2 separate regions of the Homo sapiens genome follow, and region 1 is linked to region 2. The links are chromatin loops, found by intact Hi-C in ENCODE. Cell type or tissue: heart right ventricle. All regions are shown on one strand. Each heading gives the region's core, and the rest is flanking DNA. Links, peaks and the distances in the headings are about the cores only. Region 1 overlaps PALLD (palladin, cytoskeletal associated protein). Region 2 overlaps PALLD (palladin, cytoskeletal associated protein).

What was found. Peaks named below come from ENCODE experiments on the same cell type or tissue, not always from the same donor. Only the 100,000 strongest peaks of a DNase experiment are listed, where the experiment ranks them.
Region 1: a loop joins it to region 2, with 2.6 times the contacts of the local background. A loop is called at or near these places in 8 of 110 quality-filtered maps.

What each region holds. Positions count from the first base shown.
Region 1 is chr4:168,780,703-168,789,042 of GRCh38, forward strand. The region is part of intron 10 of PALLD (palladin, cytoskeletal associated protein); the gene reads left to right. Among named protein-coding and RNA genes, the nearest start is that of PALLD-AS1, 140 kb to the left of the region's middle. In heart right ventricle, for the core only: no CTCF peak of the experiment used is centred there; a DNase peak (open chromatin) is centred at 4,603; H3K27ac peaks cover 3,001 bases.
Region 2 is chr4:168,713,986-168,722,325 of GRCh38, forward strand. All of the region lies in intron 10 of PALLD (palladin, cytoskeletal associated protein), which reads left to right. Among named protein-coding and RNA genes, the nearest start is that of PALLD-AS1, 70 kb to the left of the region's middle. In heart right ventricle, for the core only: no CTCF peak of the experiment used is centred there; DNase peaks (open chromatin) are centred at 2,966 and 4,052; H3K27ac peaks cover 4,532 bases.

The sequences.
Region 1 (8,340 bases), core at 179-8,178, 67 kb after region 2:
TTGGAGACAGAGTCTCACTCTGTCACCCAGGCTGGAGTGCAGTGGCACAATCTCGGCTCACTGCAGCCTCTGCCTCCCAGGTTCTAGCGATTCTCCTGCCTCAGCCTCCCGAGTAGCTGGGACTGCAGGCACCTGCCACCACACCTGGCTAATTTTTGTAATTTTAGTAGAGACGGGGTTTCGCTATGTTGGCCAGGCTGGTCTTGAACTCTTGACCTTAGGTGATCTGCCCACTTCAGCCTCCCAAAGTGCTGGAATTACAGGCATGAGCCACTGCACCCGGCCATGTGTAGTTTTCAAAAGAGCCATAGATAGGAGTCGACATTTGAAACCATTCAAAATGAACATTTTTTTAAATGCCAACAGAATACTTCCCTGAAAAAAAGAGCCACAGATACTTGTTGGCTTTCTTTCTTTCAATTTTTGTGATGACAAAGCTGTTGGATTTGACTTTTGAGTAGTAAGTTTATCCTCAGGGCCTTTAATAACACCAGCATGGAATCAAAATTAGGAGAATTACTGGACTTTGGCTATGTATACACCAGGTTTGTGACTGTTGAACAGGATGATGTTTGAGAAGATTTACTGAGGTTTTGGGGGTATCTTCCTTCCCTGCATTTTGGCCAGTTTCAAGTCAGAAGTGGGCAGAGCCTAGTTAATTGCAATGGAAAAGGGCAAACCAGGAGCCAGCAGCTGGAGAACCACCTTGAGCACTGGCACATAGAGCACAGTTGCTCAGCATGGCTGGTGTGGTGGAGGGGATAACTATGACATGGTGTATGGCCAGGGGCAGAGGCCGGGAAGCCTGTCGCAGCACAGCATGTTGCAGTGACATGATGACAGGAAGCCTCGGAGCAAATGCTGTTTGGAGATTTGAGGGAGGTGAACAGGCTGTCAGCATTGAGGAAAACTGTCAGCAGACCACAGTGATGCAGGCGCTGGGCTGTAGGTCAGAACTCTTAAGGATTATTAAGATCATACCACTTTAGTAGGGCTGGTTACAAGGTAGGATACCAGGAGAGGAATATAGAAATGAGGGACAAGACAGGCAATTCAGAACACAGCTCACAGAAGCCCGGAACAAGACTGGACCAAACAAGTTCAAGTACAAGCTAAAAGTCATGCCATCATTATATTGAAAAGATGTGATGAAAAAGTAATGTACCCACTGACTGATTTTGCCTTATTGCTTGGGCATAGTGAGAAGGCCCTCTCTTCCTATCATTGTTTTGATAAAAGAAAAAAAAAACAAACTACCCTGGCACCCATCAGAGCTAAATGCTGTCTCTACCTGCCTTCCCCAACCAGATTCATGCCTGGTTTGCTTAGGGATTATCTGATGTTACTAGCCATGTCTCTTCTTGCCTCCACTGGCATGGAAAATCTGGGTAACCACAAGCAAACTTGACCAGACTGCTACCAATGCCTGAAACTGAATATTATAGTACAACCGTGTGACACATTCAAAGATGCTGACTGCTGTGGAACACTGAGGCGCAACAGAACTTCACGAAAAGAAACTTTTCAGTGCACCCTCTGTTAGCCAACTCTTTTTGAGTGTGCTTGCAACTGTGCTGTTGATGTAGAGCGAATTATATGTTTAATTTTGATCCCAAACCATAGGTAGATGCTTAATTTTTAAAATAGGCAGATAGTGTCTAGAAAATTAGTAGAGAAAAGTAAGTTTAAGCTAAATATAAAAACAATGAACAGAATGTTTCCTATTTACATGTTTTGTTTACTTTTTGTCTAAACCAGAGATGAGCAAATTTTTCTAAAAACAAAAAACCAAATAAATATTTTAGGCTTAGAAGGCCATATGGACTCTATAATAGGTATTTTACATAGTCCTTGTTGTGTGAAGCAGCAATAGACAATGCATACAAGAATGGTCATGGCTTTGTGCCAATAAAACTTTATTTACAGGCCGGTCACGGTGGCTCATGACTGTAATCCCAGCACTTGGGAGGCCAAGGCAGGTGGATCACTTGAGGTCAGGAGTTCGAGACCAGCGTAGCCAACATGGTGAAATCCTGTCTTTACTAAAAAAAAAAATAAAAAAATTAGCTTGGCATGATGATGTATGCCTGTAATCCTAGTGCTTTGGGAGGCTGAGGCATGAGAATCGCTTGAACCTGGGAGGTGGAGGTTGCAGTGAGCCGAGATCGCACCACTGCACTCCAGCCTGGGCGACAGAGTGAGACTCTGCCTTAAAATAAAAAACAACAAAAAAAAACTTTTTTTACAAAAGCAAGCAGTGGGCCAGATTTGGACTATGGACCATAGTTTGCCAACCCCTAGTCTAAAGAAAACAGCATTTCTACTCACAAATTTTATATATATATGTGTGTGTGTGTGTGTGTGTGTGTGTGTGTGTGTGTGTATAGTACTGTTTCTGTTGAACAGATAAAACCATATATTCATGGTAGCTGCAGAAAGCAAAAGATACCTTTAAGTGACTTCCTCCTTTTTAATGGATAATGGCAATATTTATTATTTTGATTTAGTTAAATATTTATTGCTGAGTACCAGTTATGTTCTTATTACTCAGTATTAAAGGAAGATTTTAAAACTCCTGGCAGCCTCTGATCTCCAGGAGCTCATAGTATAAGAGAGCTAAGCAATAATATTGCAAAGCAGTAAAATAAGCATAATACAGAGAGACCCATGTGCACTGGGACAGTTTGGTCTTCAGGAGGAGGGGTGGATCTAGATGAGTCCTGAGGGCCAGCGCATATTTCTAAAGACGGGAGAGACAGGAGAGCATCTAGGGGAGAGGTGATGAGACCAGGAGGAGCATGAACAAAGATTATACAATCAGAGAAAACGAATAGTTAAAAGAAAGCAGGTAACTAGGCTAGCCAGGGCAAGATGATCATGCTGGCTGTGCCTCTTCACCTTCATCCATAAGATACGGAGAGTAACAGTAGCTTCCTCGTAGGGCTGTCATGAAAATTTAGAAAGTTAATATTTGTAAAATTCCTGGAGTTGTTCCTGACAAAGAATATATAAGTATTTGTCAAACAAATAAATGCTGGAGGTAGAGGTGGGGATTGGTTGATAAGATATGGTAAGATGGAGTCAGGTTGAGGACAAGAATAATTTTCCAAAAACACTTTGATGATGTAGCTGTATAGTGAGGGACCTGTAGTGTCCACTACCTTCAGGACAATAGCCAAACTCCCAACTAGGCTTTCATAATTGTCCCCTGATCCCAAATGAGTGATCAGTAAGTGAGGAATGTAAAAGGTAACTCCTGAGGCCAGGCACTGTGGTTCACGTCTATAATCCTAGCACTCTGAGAGGCCAAGGCAGGAGGATAACTTGAGGCCAGGAGTTCGAGACCAGCCTGGCCAACAATAATGAGACCCCATCTCTACAGAATATTAAAAAAAATTTTGGTCTGAGAGCTAGGAGCAAGAGCTTAGGGAAAGGAGGAATAAGAGGAGGTAGTTGGCTACCAACAGACATCTGAATTCTTAACCAATGAAGAGAAAAAATGTAAAAGTGGTCCCAGCCGCTTGGGAGAATGAGGCAGGAGGATTGCTTGAGCCCAGGAATTCAAGGCTGCAGTAAGCTGTGATTGTGCCACTGCACTTCAGCCTGGGAAACAGAGCAAGACCCTGAAAAAAAAAAGAGAGAGAGAGAGAAAGAAAAGAAAAGAAAAGAGAAAGGTAACTCCAGTTCCAGCACACAGTGCCACTGCAGGAGTGAGGAAGCCACGTGGGAGAATTATTTTGTGGGAAAAGCTGAGGAATGCTTTTGCACATGTTGTATTGGAGGTACTGGTGCCCAAGTGGAGACAGCCTGAAGGCAGAGGGCGGCTTGAGTTGGGGCTAGAGATGGACACTTGGGAACCATGAGCACAGAAGAGACCACAAACATGTTGAGACAAGGGAAGCGGGCGGGAGAAAGAGCAGGGCATTGAGTCTTGAACATTGCTCACACCTTCATTGATTTGGAAGAGACAAACTGCTGCTGTCAACCCAAGTTTGGGGTAGGCGGAAAAGTGGATACAGAGATTCTCTACCTCCTCTTACTTGGGAATGTAAGTCAAATGTGAGTTTCATAGCAGGAAGAGCGTGAAGTTGTTAAGTGCACAGTAGTCCATGAGAACAGATTTTCCCATCTTGAGCAGACTCTGCAGAGCCACAAACAATGCCGCCTTATGAGCTCTGGTCAGTCTGGTCATGGGATACCTGTGGGGATTTCTTTCCTGTCGGAGCAGTGGCTTCCGTGAGACTTGGCAAAGAGGCTGGTCTGAGGAATGCTTCTGGTTGTGGGTACATTCCAGCCCAGGGTGGTGTCCCAGACATTTTCCTTTTAATGAAGCCCCAGCTTTTTTCTCCCTTTTGCTTTTTTTTTTTTTTTTTTTTTTTTTTTTTGTAATGAAAGGGTTGTTACAAGGGAAATACAATGGGGCCCTGGCTGTGTTTCATTAACTTTTAATTTAAGCTGTTAGTATGGAATTAGTTAGCAGACTTGTGAATCAATTAGCTAGCCAGTGGGATTCCATTTTAACAAGGGGAGCACTGTGCGCTCTCGGATGCTAGCTATGTGTGTGAATGCGGAGTTTAAGGAGCTTCGCTGTTTGTTCGACATCCGAAAGTGAATCACAGTCCTTGTTCCTGCCTCCTCTACTGGTTCCAAGTTCACTCGGCTAGAACATGCTGTGCATCACCCAACCCTTATCTTCTCTACAAATACAAATTTGGATTACTGAATAAATCCAGTGGAAATTCATTTTTCATGCTGATGAACTCAAAGACTTTCAGAGTTAAACCAAAACAATGCACTCGGAACTATAGTGAAACATTTGAACATTTACCCTTTGATCCAGAGTTTCCCCATATTCTGGGAAGCAGTAACTCCTGGGCAATTCTGCAGTCTTCTGAAAGTTCTATATAAGCTTAATTGTCCTTCCTCATTTGCAAACCCCACCTTGGGTTTGGGAAGATCTGACAGCTGCTGTCTGGGTTTGGCGTACTTACCCCGTTACTGGTTGAGAGGAGACCCAGTTAACAATTTCAGCCTCAAATTTAAAGTCCAGTCATCTCAAAGGAAGACAGTGACATAACAGGGAGGCCTAGCTGGCTTTAAAATAAAGGGAGAGGGGACAGAGTCAGTTCTAATAAACTGTAGAGATATATATATATATATATATATATATATATAGCATTTTAAGCCCAACTTGAAGAAAGTTGCTGAATTAGCATCAGAAAGCCACAGAAAAATGCATAGAGGGAGAGAGATAGGCTTGTGATTCACATTAATATTTTGGGCAATGGAATACAGTGTGACCAATAAAAATGATTCAAATAGTATGATAGAAGTATACTACTGTCGGCCGGGCGCAGTGGCTCATGCCTGTAATCCCAACACTTTGAGAGGCCGAGGAGGGCGGATCATGTGGTCAAGAGATTGAGACCAGCCTGGCCAACATGGTGAAACCCCGTCTCTACTAAAAATACAAAAATTAGCTGGGCGTGGTGGTGTGTGCCTGTAGTCCCAGGTATTTGGGAGGCTAAGGCAGGAGAATCGCTTGAACCCGGGAGGTAGAAGTTGCAGTGAGCCGAGATCGCACCACTGCACTCCAGCCTGGCAACAGAGTGAGACTCCGTCTCAAAGAAAAAAAAGAAGTATACTATTTTCATAGAAGTATACTTATTGGCATAGAAATATGTTTACCTGTCAGGTATGGTAGCCCATACCTGTAATCCTAGCACTTTGAGAGGCCTAGGCCAGAAGATCGCTTGAGCCCAGGAGTTTGAGACCAGCCTGGACAACACAGGAAAACCCTGTCTCTACAAAATAACTTTTTAAAAAAATTATCCAGGCATGGTGGTTCACACCTGTGGTCAGGAGGCTGAGGTGGGAGGATAGTTTGAGTGCAGGAGGTCGAGGCTGCAGTGAGCCATGATTGAGCCACTGCATTCTAGCTTGGGCAACAGAGCGAGACCCTGTCTCAAAAAATACATATATGTTTATGAATATTGGAACATTTAAAAAGCAGTAAATATACTATGAAGTACAATTGAATTTTAATTTCAGAATATTATATGCACACACATATACTGTCAGCAACAAAGAAAAAAACTGGATAGAAAATTATAACACTGTTATTAATTAAAATTGTTATACAAAATTTGAGAACAACTTGGGGGTTATAAGAACATGAAAAGCTGTGGTTTGCAACCTTCATAGGGTCCCAAAGCAAGATGGAAACATCCCAATGGGAGGTTAACACTTGACAATCTTATAACAAGGTCTATATATCAAACTTATTATCTATCCATCTAGCTAGCTAGCTAGCTAACTTACCTTCTATCCATCTGTCCAGCTATTATGTATATTCATGAAACTCATTTTTAAAACATGGGAGATAATGGCTCTAAATTTCAAAGAAATGTTTACACCTTGCCAGGAAGGTTTTCTTTTCCCAAGTCAGGGAGTGAAAGATGTCTGCTAATTCATTCGTGAACTTATTTACCTATTTTTTCCACAAGTATTTATTAAGAACCTGCCCATCAGCCAGGTAATCAGGAATCCTAAGATTAAATTATTAGAGTATTTTTCATTGTTCAAGTTTTCTCTTTTCAGTCATATTATGTGTGTGCCTCCTCTGAGCACAAGAGATCAAGGGAAACTACTTACAATCTTGATTTATAATAAGTGCGGTTTATCTGGAAGTAGTATTGAAGTTTTCTTACAATTGAGCATTTTTTCTAGAAGGGTGATGGTACTGCATTGGTAAGACTATCTAAACCTGTGCTGTCAGCACAGTAGCCACTAACCACATGTGGCTATTTAAATTTAAGTAAAAATTCAGTTTCTCTATAACTGTAGCCACACTTCAATTGCTGAATACCCAGATGTGGCCAGTGGCTGTCATACTGAACAGTAGAGATATAGGACATTTATGTCATCACAGAAAGTTCTCTTGGACAATGCTGGTCTAAACCTAATTGCTGAGAACACTTGTGTATAAAAAGGCACTTTTCACATTTTTTCTCTTCATTGCTTAAGAATTCAGAAGTTTGCTGATAGTCAACTACTTTCTTTTATTCCTCCTTTCCCTAAGCTCTTGCTCCTAGCTCTCGAAGCAATAAGCTTTTCAGAATTTCATTATTTGTCAGCACCGGCTCGAGAGAGCAGGCATCAAAGGGCCAACATTACACACTTATGTATGTTTATATAAATTTGGTTAAATATTAATTTGAAATGGTTGTAAATGAGATTTCAGGTTTGCAACAGCAGGAAAAAAGTCTGTATAACTTCGCTGTAAACATGGTCATTGGCGTTAAGTTGTTAAACTGTAACTAATCTGGCATCTTTGTTACGTAGTCAAGTTCCACTGGGTTTTGCTGTGTAGCATGCGATTCCAAAAATCTCAGTGATTTTTAACAAGAAATATTGCTCACTCCCATAGATAGAAGGTGAAATGATCTCATTCCTAATTTGCATTTGAGTAGCAACCTAAGTACTAAATCACAACCCAGGAATTTTCCAAAGTTCCTTACAAGTACTTTGAACTGGATCTTTCCTTAGAAAAATGTGTAGAAAAGGAAAATACATAATGACTGGTTATTATTCTACTTTCTTTGTGTTTAGAGGCAGCATTAATTTTCAAGTAGAAATTATATATATATTTTTAATGTGAAGCCAATCTGGAAAAGCTGCATGCTGTATAATTCTAACCATATGACATTCTGGAAAAGGCAAAACTATAGAGTCAGTAAAAGGATCAGTGGTTGCCAGGAGTTGAGGGGAGCAGGAGATGAATAGGGAGAGCACAGAGGATTTTTAGGGCAGTGAAATCGTTCTGTGTGGTACTGTGATGGGGGATCCCTGTCACGATCCATTCGTCAATATCCATACAATGTACAACACCAAGAGTGAACGCTGGTGTAAACTGTGGACTTTGGGTGATAATCATGTGTCATGAGGGTCATCAGTTCTAGCCAGCGTACCACTCTGGTGAGAGATGTTGGTAATGGGGGATGCTGGGCATGGGTAGGGACGGGGAATACATGGGGAATCTCTGTACCTTTAGCTCATATTGCTGTGAACCTAAAACTCTTCTTAAAACTAAAATTTTAAAATTAATGACAATAAATGAATTTAAAAATAAATGAATTAAAAAATCTATTTTAAAATTAATGGCAATAAATGAATGAGTAAAGCATGATTAATACATATACTACCACCCAGATCAAAAGAATAGAACCTTGCCACCCCAACTTCATATACTTCTTCCTTTTTGCAACTCTCCGCACCTTGAGAGGTAAACCAGAATCCTGACTTTCGTGATAAAATTTCTTTTCTTTATAATTGTATGAT
Region 2 (8,340 bases), core at 171-8,170:
AAACATATTCTTAGGGAATCACTTGATTTTTGTTTTTTCGTGTTGCATATTTACCTGCCATTTAACTAGGTAGAAAATAATATGTGATGATACTTTTTAAATATATATTTTTAAATTTTCTTATGATTTAGAATATGTTATTGGATTTTGTTTTATTACAAAATCAGTGGATGCTTGATGTGACAATTCAAACAACACAGAGGCTATTAAAGTTTATACTCTCTGCTTCCCTTCTTCCAACCCAGCCCTCTGAAAGTTGTGGTATGGTGTATTATCAGAGCCTTTTCTAAAAAAGGTTTTTGCAGTGTTTTCAAAGTTTTCTTTCAGTGTTTGTTCAGTTTTCAAAGTGCTCTTTGCTTCCCCATTTCCACCCCTCTCAAAGGTGTGATATTCTGTATTATCACAACCTTTTCTAAAAAATGGTTTGTTCAGTGTTCTCAAAGTTGTATTATTGATAGAGAAATACTATTGAATGACATCTACAAATAATGTAGAACAGCATCTGAGTTATTGATAATGAATGACTATAGGTAACTGCCAAGTGAAATTCTTACACATTCATTTTTTTCTTTTCATACATTGTGGGAAAATATGAGATTTTATTTGCCTCGTGTGGTCAGCAATGAAAAACTATGGTTTGCTCAAATCTTCTTTTCATCGGTTTATGATTTGATTTTCTTTCACAAAAGGAAAGGCTTATATTTGGTGGCGTTATGGCAGTTTGTGCATCTCCATCATTTGTAAACAAACTAATAGGAAACAATTCGGAGGGCGCAAGTAATAGGAACTAAAATATTTACTCTCACAATGAATTAATCTGAAAATGGTGTCTGATGTGTCAGATGTCTGGGGGAAAGAAGATCATTTTCAAAAAAAAAAAGAAAACTGCATTTTTTTTCTCTCTTGAATAGCTCCAATACTGATTGCGGGAAAAGAAAAAAAAAATTCAAGAATGAAACAAAAACCTGGAAGGGCCATGAGCTCTTTTCTCTAACTAGGCCCAGCCCCCACCCTGTACTGTCCAACAGAAGTCGTCACCTATAGACTCACAGCCATCCCAGACCTCCAGCCGAGTCTGTGGTACCGCTCATAAAGTAGGGGTTCCTGGTCCAGTCTATGATACCTCTCATAAAGTAGGGGTTCCTGGCTCAGTCTGTGGTACCTCTCATAAAGTGAGGGTTCCTGGCCCAGTCTGTGGTACCTCTCATAAAGTGGGGGTTCCTGGCTTAGTATCGTGGACGCATCCACTTCAGCTCCTACATCTCCCTTTGTTTCTAACACTCTCCCTCAAGTGTAAGCAGAAGATAGTTAAATGTAGGCCATTTGGTGAGTCCCAGATGACCTGCACACAGGATTTGTGCAACGCCTTACCACCCGCTGTGGGACTGCGAAGTGTGCTTAAACGCTGCACAAGAAAAAATTAATAGCATTATTTCTGCAACTCAGTGGCTGACACTCACAATCTTCAATCACATCATGAAAGAAGCAACACAATGCTTAAGTCATAATCTTAACAGGAGGAAAAAGGAGGGAATGAGCGTAAACCTAACTTATACACTATTCTTTTCCTTGGTTCCTTGCTGCCCTCTCATTACAAATGATATTTGAAGATCAAAATAAAGGTAGGGCTCACTGTGAAAAATCTCTGCTTCTCTTTATTCCTACCAAAAAAACGGTCCTTCAGCCAGGGCGCGGTGGCTCACCCCTGTAATCCCAGTACTTTGGAAGGCCAAGGTGGGCGGATCACGAGGTCAGGAGATCGAGACCATCCTGGCTAACACAGTGAAACCCCATCTCTTCTAAAGATACAAAAAATTAGCCGGGCGTGGTGGCAGGTGCCTGTAGTCCCAGCTACTCGGGAGGCTGAGGCAGGAGAATGGCGTGAACCCGGAGGGCGGAGCCTGCAGTGAGCCGAGATAGCGCCACTGCCCTCCACCCTGGGTGACAGAGCGACACTCCATCTCAAAAAAAAAAAAGTCAAAACCATAGACATGCATGGAATCCCCCTAGGAATAAGCTCTGAAGGGAAACCTGTGAATGGCAAAATGTGGTAGGCGATTTGCCAAGCATATAGAAAGGCATGGTCATGTTTTTCCACTGAGCTCACCTCCTACGGCAGATCCAACAATATATAAATAACAATATGCTGTTTTCAAATCCCCTTTGTTACTTCCTTTTTTATCTTCTTCCTTTGTCTTGTGGGAGAAAGGTAGGACTCTAAGCCTGTAGACGAGCAAAATGAGAACTCCAAAGGGAGGTTACTGAAGGGTGATGCGATGGGCAAGTTCTTACCCTGGGACAGATCAGCAGATAAAATGATGCTTATTTGTTACTCTAGTGCCAAAAATATGTGCATTACCGTGAAAGTCTGTGTCCTTTTGCCTGGGAAAATAATAATGAAATGATTGTTAAGTGTTTACATGCTAAATCAACAGCTCCCCTTGCTCCTACTCTTACTACTTGCTCTTACCCCAGTCTCTAAAGAAGAAACAGTATTATGATTTTCTATCTTAAAAGAGTAAAACGATTTCAGGCTGAATCAACCTTTTCAAAATTACTGCATTTTACAACCTTTGCTTTTCTCTTCCTTTCTCTCACTCCCACCCTTTGATACCCTATTGTTCTGCAAATCCTGTCTCCAGAGAAAGACATAGCCTATAAAATCATTCATATTGAGCTGTTAGGGATTGTTAGCATCACCTCAGTCCAGTTCTAGGCTAACAAAGTAAAGTACATCTTAATAAGCAATAATAAGCACTGCACAAAATCAGGAAAATATCATTTCATGAGATGATGTGTTTGAGAGATAGAAGAGAAGGAAATAGCAGCCTTTATCATTCTCTTTATTAGTGAGGTTTTCCATATTTGGAAATTCCTGATGGGTTTCCTCCACACTCCTAGACACAAATTGAAGTACAAGTTGTTCCCTTGCCTGGAATGTTCCACTCCCCAGAATGTTCTGCCTCTTATGGCTGGCTCTTACTTGTCTTTCAAATCTCAGCTTAATGTCACCACTTCCCTGACCACCCAGTCTAAAGCAGCCACCCAGCCATGTTCCAATAACTCATCCTCATTAATTATCGCATACCACATAATTATTTCCGACAGTTACTTGCTTTTTGTTTTTTTTAATTGCTCCCTGCCTCCAATATTATAATGTAGCTTCCTGAGAATGGGAACCCTGACTGTCTTATTTCATTGCTCTTTCACTAGGACCCTAGAACAGGGCCTGACAAATAGTAGATGCTCAACGATGTTTTTTGAATGAATGAAGCAAAAGCAGAACAAAAAAGAGGAAAAGAAAGATCTCCCACCTTTAGAGCAACCCCCATTTGATCTGCCTAACGTTCTTTTTTTGTTTTTTTGTTTTTTTTTGAGATGAAGTTTTGCTTTGTCACCTAGGCTGGAGAGCAATGGAGCAATGATGTGATCTTGGCTCACTGCAACCTCCACATCCTGGGTGCAAGTCATTCTCCTGCCTCAGCCTCCCGAGTAGCTGGGATTACAGGCACGTGCCACCACCCCTGGCTAATTTTTGTACTTTTAGTAGAGACCGGGTTTCACCATATTGGCCAGGCTGGTCTCGAACTCCTGACCTCAGGTGATGCACCCACCTCGGCCTCCCAAAGTGCTGGGATATCAGGTGTGAGCCACCATGCCTGGCTGATCTGCCTTTCACCTAGATATACCATAGGACTTCTATTTTCAAACCCCATCAACTCCAGAGTTTTCCCACATTACAGTACTTTTCCAACTGACATCATTTATCTTGTAAACCAAATGAGTATGAAGAATTAAATAAGAATCTCATGGGATAGAATTACATTAGAAAAGTTTGTCCAAGTTACTTAATTTGGGAACACTTTCAACTCCTTCCTCATTTCTTCTGTGTTCTCATTTGATTAGCATCTTAATTTAAAACATTATGAAAAATGAGACATTCGGAAGGACTAGGAGGACATTTTCACTCTCTAGTACATACTTGCAATGTCAGTTGGCCACAGTGCAATCACACTGCTATTTCAAGGTGTGTGTACTTGACATGTTAACACCCCATCAGATGCCAGACTTGTGGTGAAGGGCCAAGAGCTTCTGTGCTACTCCCTTCCTGTCCTGTTTATGTTGGACTGCAGCTTCAACTCCAACGTGTGGCTTTGGCAATAGAACTTACAAAGTTGAACATTATCCCGTCCTTCAACCTCTACTAGTTAGGGTTCAAGATCTCACTATATTACTGTTTGACATTAGTATACAAATGGTTTCTTAGGTTCTGTTCTTGTATAAACCTTACCTGGTTGATTGAAAAGCAAAGCAAAATAAAAACAAAAAGGACAAAGACAAGGTAAGCAAAAACAAGTTGGGACAAAATAACTAACAAAGGGTCAAGGAAATGTAATCATTGAATGTACATAAAAGTATTTTAAAATCTAGCACACTTTTTTTTCTTAACCAATATTTCTAATTTTTTACATGTCTGCAACCTGTAGACTTAAATCATCCGTAATTTCCATGGAATTTCATGTATGTTCAGTTAGCTAGCCATTACTTTCATTTCTTTTCAACTTAAATTTGTTTTTTCTAGGTAATACAATCACACAGTTAAAAGTATAAAGAAATATATGCACTGAAAAGTCTGCCTCTCGGACTCAGTAACCAGTTGTCACTGTCTTGTGTATCCTGCCAGAGATTGTTTACATGCCTATCAAGCAAATATATACGTATATATAAAATGTGTATTTTTTCTTTTATTTTTAGACAAGTGCCTACCCACCACATATACTGTTCTGCACCATGCCTTTTCTATTTAGCAGTAGATTTTAGAGATGTTTCATGTGAGTAATTAAAAAGTCTTATTTTTAAGTGATTGTATATATTTATTGTAGAAATGATTGATAATTCCTTTCTCTATTGTTGCCAATCTAATTTTTTTTTTTTTTTTTGAGACGGAGTCTCGCTCTGTTGCCCAGGCTGGAGTGCAGTGGCATGACCTCAGTTCTCTGCAACCTCCGCCTCCTGGGTTCAAGTAATTCTCCTGCCTCAGCCTCCTGAGTAGCTGGAATTATGGACGTGTACCACAACACCTGGCTAATTTTTGTATTTTTAGTAGAGACGGGGTTTCACCATGTTGGTCAGGCTGGTCTCAAACTCCCGACCTCGTGACCCACCCGTCTTGTCCTCCCAAAGTGCTGGGATTACAGGCGTGAGCCACTGCTCCCAGCCACCAGTCTAAGTTTCAATGACCTAAGTAATTATCAAAAGTAATCTTCTTTTTTTTTTTTTTTTTTTTTTTGAGAAAAATTCTCGCTCTGTCACCCAGGCTGGAGTGCAATGACACAATCTCGGCTCACTGCAACCTCCGCCTCCTGGGTTCAAGTGATTCTCCTGCCTCAGCCTCCCAAGTAGCTGGAATTACAGGCACCCGCCACCTTGCCTGGCTAATTTTTTTGTACTTTTAGTAGAGACGAGGTTTCACCATGTTGGCCAGGCTGGTCTTGAACTCCTCACCTCAGGTGATCTGCCCGCCTTGGCCTCCTCAAGTGCTAGGATTACAGGTGTGAGCCACCATGCCCAGCCAAAAGTATTATTTAAAAAAGTTTTTCTTACTTGTATTTTAGGTTCGGGGATACATGTGTACGTTAGTTATATATTTGCCTGTCACAGGGGTTTGGTGTACAGATAATTTTGTCACCTGGGCAATAAGCATAGTACCCAATAGATAATTTTTCTGATCCTCTCCCTCCTCCCGCTCTCCACCCTCAAGCAGGCCTTGGTGTCTGCTGTTCCCCTCCTAGTTTCCATGTGTTCTTGTTGTTAAGCTGTCACTTCTGAGTAAGAATATGTGGTATTTGTTTTTCTGTTCCTGTGTTAGTTTGCTTAGGATCATGGCCTCCAACTTTGTCCATGTTGCTGGGAAAGACATGATCTTGTTCCTTTATATGGCTGCATAGTATTCCATTGTGTATATGTACCACATTTTCTTTATCCAGTCTACCATTGATGGGCATTAGGTTGATTCCATGTCTGTGCTGTTCTGAATAGTAGAACACCATTCATCCCCTCACTGTTAGTTGAACATCTGCAAAATGCTGGGTAATGTGGGGTGCTGAAAACACAAAGATGAAAGAGACAAGAGCAGTACCTTTGAATAATCTATAACCTGGTTATCTCTACGATGATTTTGGCAAGAACGTGCAGATGCATACACATATACACAAAATGCTGCACATCTTTCAGCATCATACAAATTTTGTAGAAGAATGGCCAATCCCTAAATTAGATTCAGTGCAACCCAAATGCCTTCTCTTCCCACTTTAATGTTTGAAAGATACATCATTCAGTTTTTGATTCTGAAGATTTAATATGCACCAGCTTTTGTTTCTGGTTAAGTGATTTTCATTATCCTCGAAGGCTAGTCAAATAACAAAGCAATTTAGTAATGGCAAAAGCATAAAGTGTGGACCAGAGGGGTCTTCAAAATATTAGGGAAGATAGAGCAGAAAACCATTTTTTTCAGTTTGTTGTTATAAAATTATACACACACTCTGAGTCACCAAACACATTGGAGGTTGATAAGGAACATAGGAGTAGTCACGGGTCCTAATTCTGCAGTACGTGGCTATGCGGGTATGAACTCTTCATAAATACAATGTGATGATGACTTTGCATTTGCATTTCTCTTCCTCCTTTCTCTCACTCCCAGTCTTAGATACCCGATTGTTCCATAAATCTTGTCTTAAGAGAAAGGCATATCCTATAAACTCATTCATGTGAAGGTATTTGCATTAGCAGTGTTGGTCTTGGATCACTTTGCAAACAACCCTTCCCTGAAAATGAGAAGTCCAATCAAGGAGCTTCCTGAAGTATAAAACTTTTTTAACTAAGTAATAACATTTAGGTGCATTCATCCTCATGATTTTTTAATGTAAATACTGGCTCTGACACAGTGCCACATTCTTAGATATTAGGCTAATTGTGCTTTGCTGTGCCAGTCTCTTGGTGAATGTAATGTTTAATTACATTTCCAGAAGAAAGCTGAGTTCTATTTTTATGATTAGGAGTTTTATTTGATGTCTGAAATATAATTGGAAATACTTGCAGATACCCTATCTGTGTTTGAAGTGGCACTCAATCATCCATAAGAAATACCATATGTCCATTTCAAATATTAGGTGTTTTACATGAAGGAATACATGATGATAACAATATTTCTTCAACATATCTTCATTTTACCTAAGTGCGTAGGAGAGCTCTTTTAGTAATTACAAAGTAAGGTGAAAATAGTCATCCCTACTGGGTAGAGACCTTTTATTTTAAAAGGGGGAGTGGCTAAGCTCAGAGATAAGATGGAGCCACATATGAACAATATGCTCATAGATAAAGCTATGAATTTGATGGAAAATATGAACAATATAGTGTTAAGTGAAAATAGACAAAATGATATATGTAACTTAATGTCAATTTTATGAAAAAATAAAAAATAATACACTTTAACCAACTAAAATGTATATTATATATTAGAAGAAAATACACCAAAGTGTAACCAGTGGTTCTTTGAGTGCTGGAAATTTGGGCAGATTATATCTTCTCATTAACTATTCCTGATTTTCCAACTTTTTGACATAATGCTTTTATAATTACAAAGTATTATTTTAAAATAAATAGGTACTTTTGATCCTTTCTCTTCCATCCTCCTTCCTCCATTAAACTTCAGTTCATTTGACTGTTCATCATGGATGCTTCTTGTTAAATAATAGTTGCTTGCTAAGTAAGCTTAATTTTGAGCACATTCAGAAGTGGAATGCTCTGGCACTGAATGTTCTCACCTCCCGTGTGGGATCTCCTTCTAGAAACCAATGACCTTCAGGATTCCATCTGGATTTTTAGAACTCTTCCTAGGAATCCTTCCCCAGAAAATGTCCTATATTCCAAAATAACTTTACTCCTCCACAAACACTGTTTTCCAACAACACCTGCCCCCACCAAACAAAACTCTTATCCCTTTAATTGTACATCTCAGGTGTTTAAATGAATATGATATGAATAAGCTATTTATGTATATATGTATGTATGTATTTTCAAGCCAGGGTCTCACTCTGCCACCCAGGCTGGAGTGCAGTGGTCTGTCACAGCTCATTGCAACCTTGACCTCCCTGGGCTCAGGTGATCCTCCTGCCTCAGCCTCCCAAGTAGCTGGGACTACAAGTGCACAACACCACACCCAGCTATTTTTTTTATTTTTTGTAGAGATGGAGTTTTGCCATTGTTGCCCAGCCAGGTCTCAAGCAATCTGCCTGCCTTGGCCTCTCAAAGTGTTGAGATTATGAGACGTGAGCCACCACA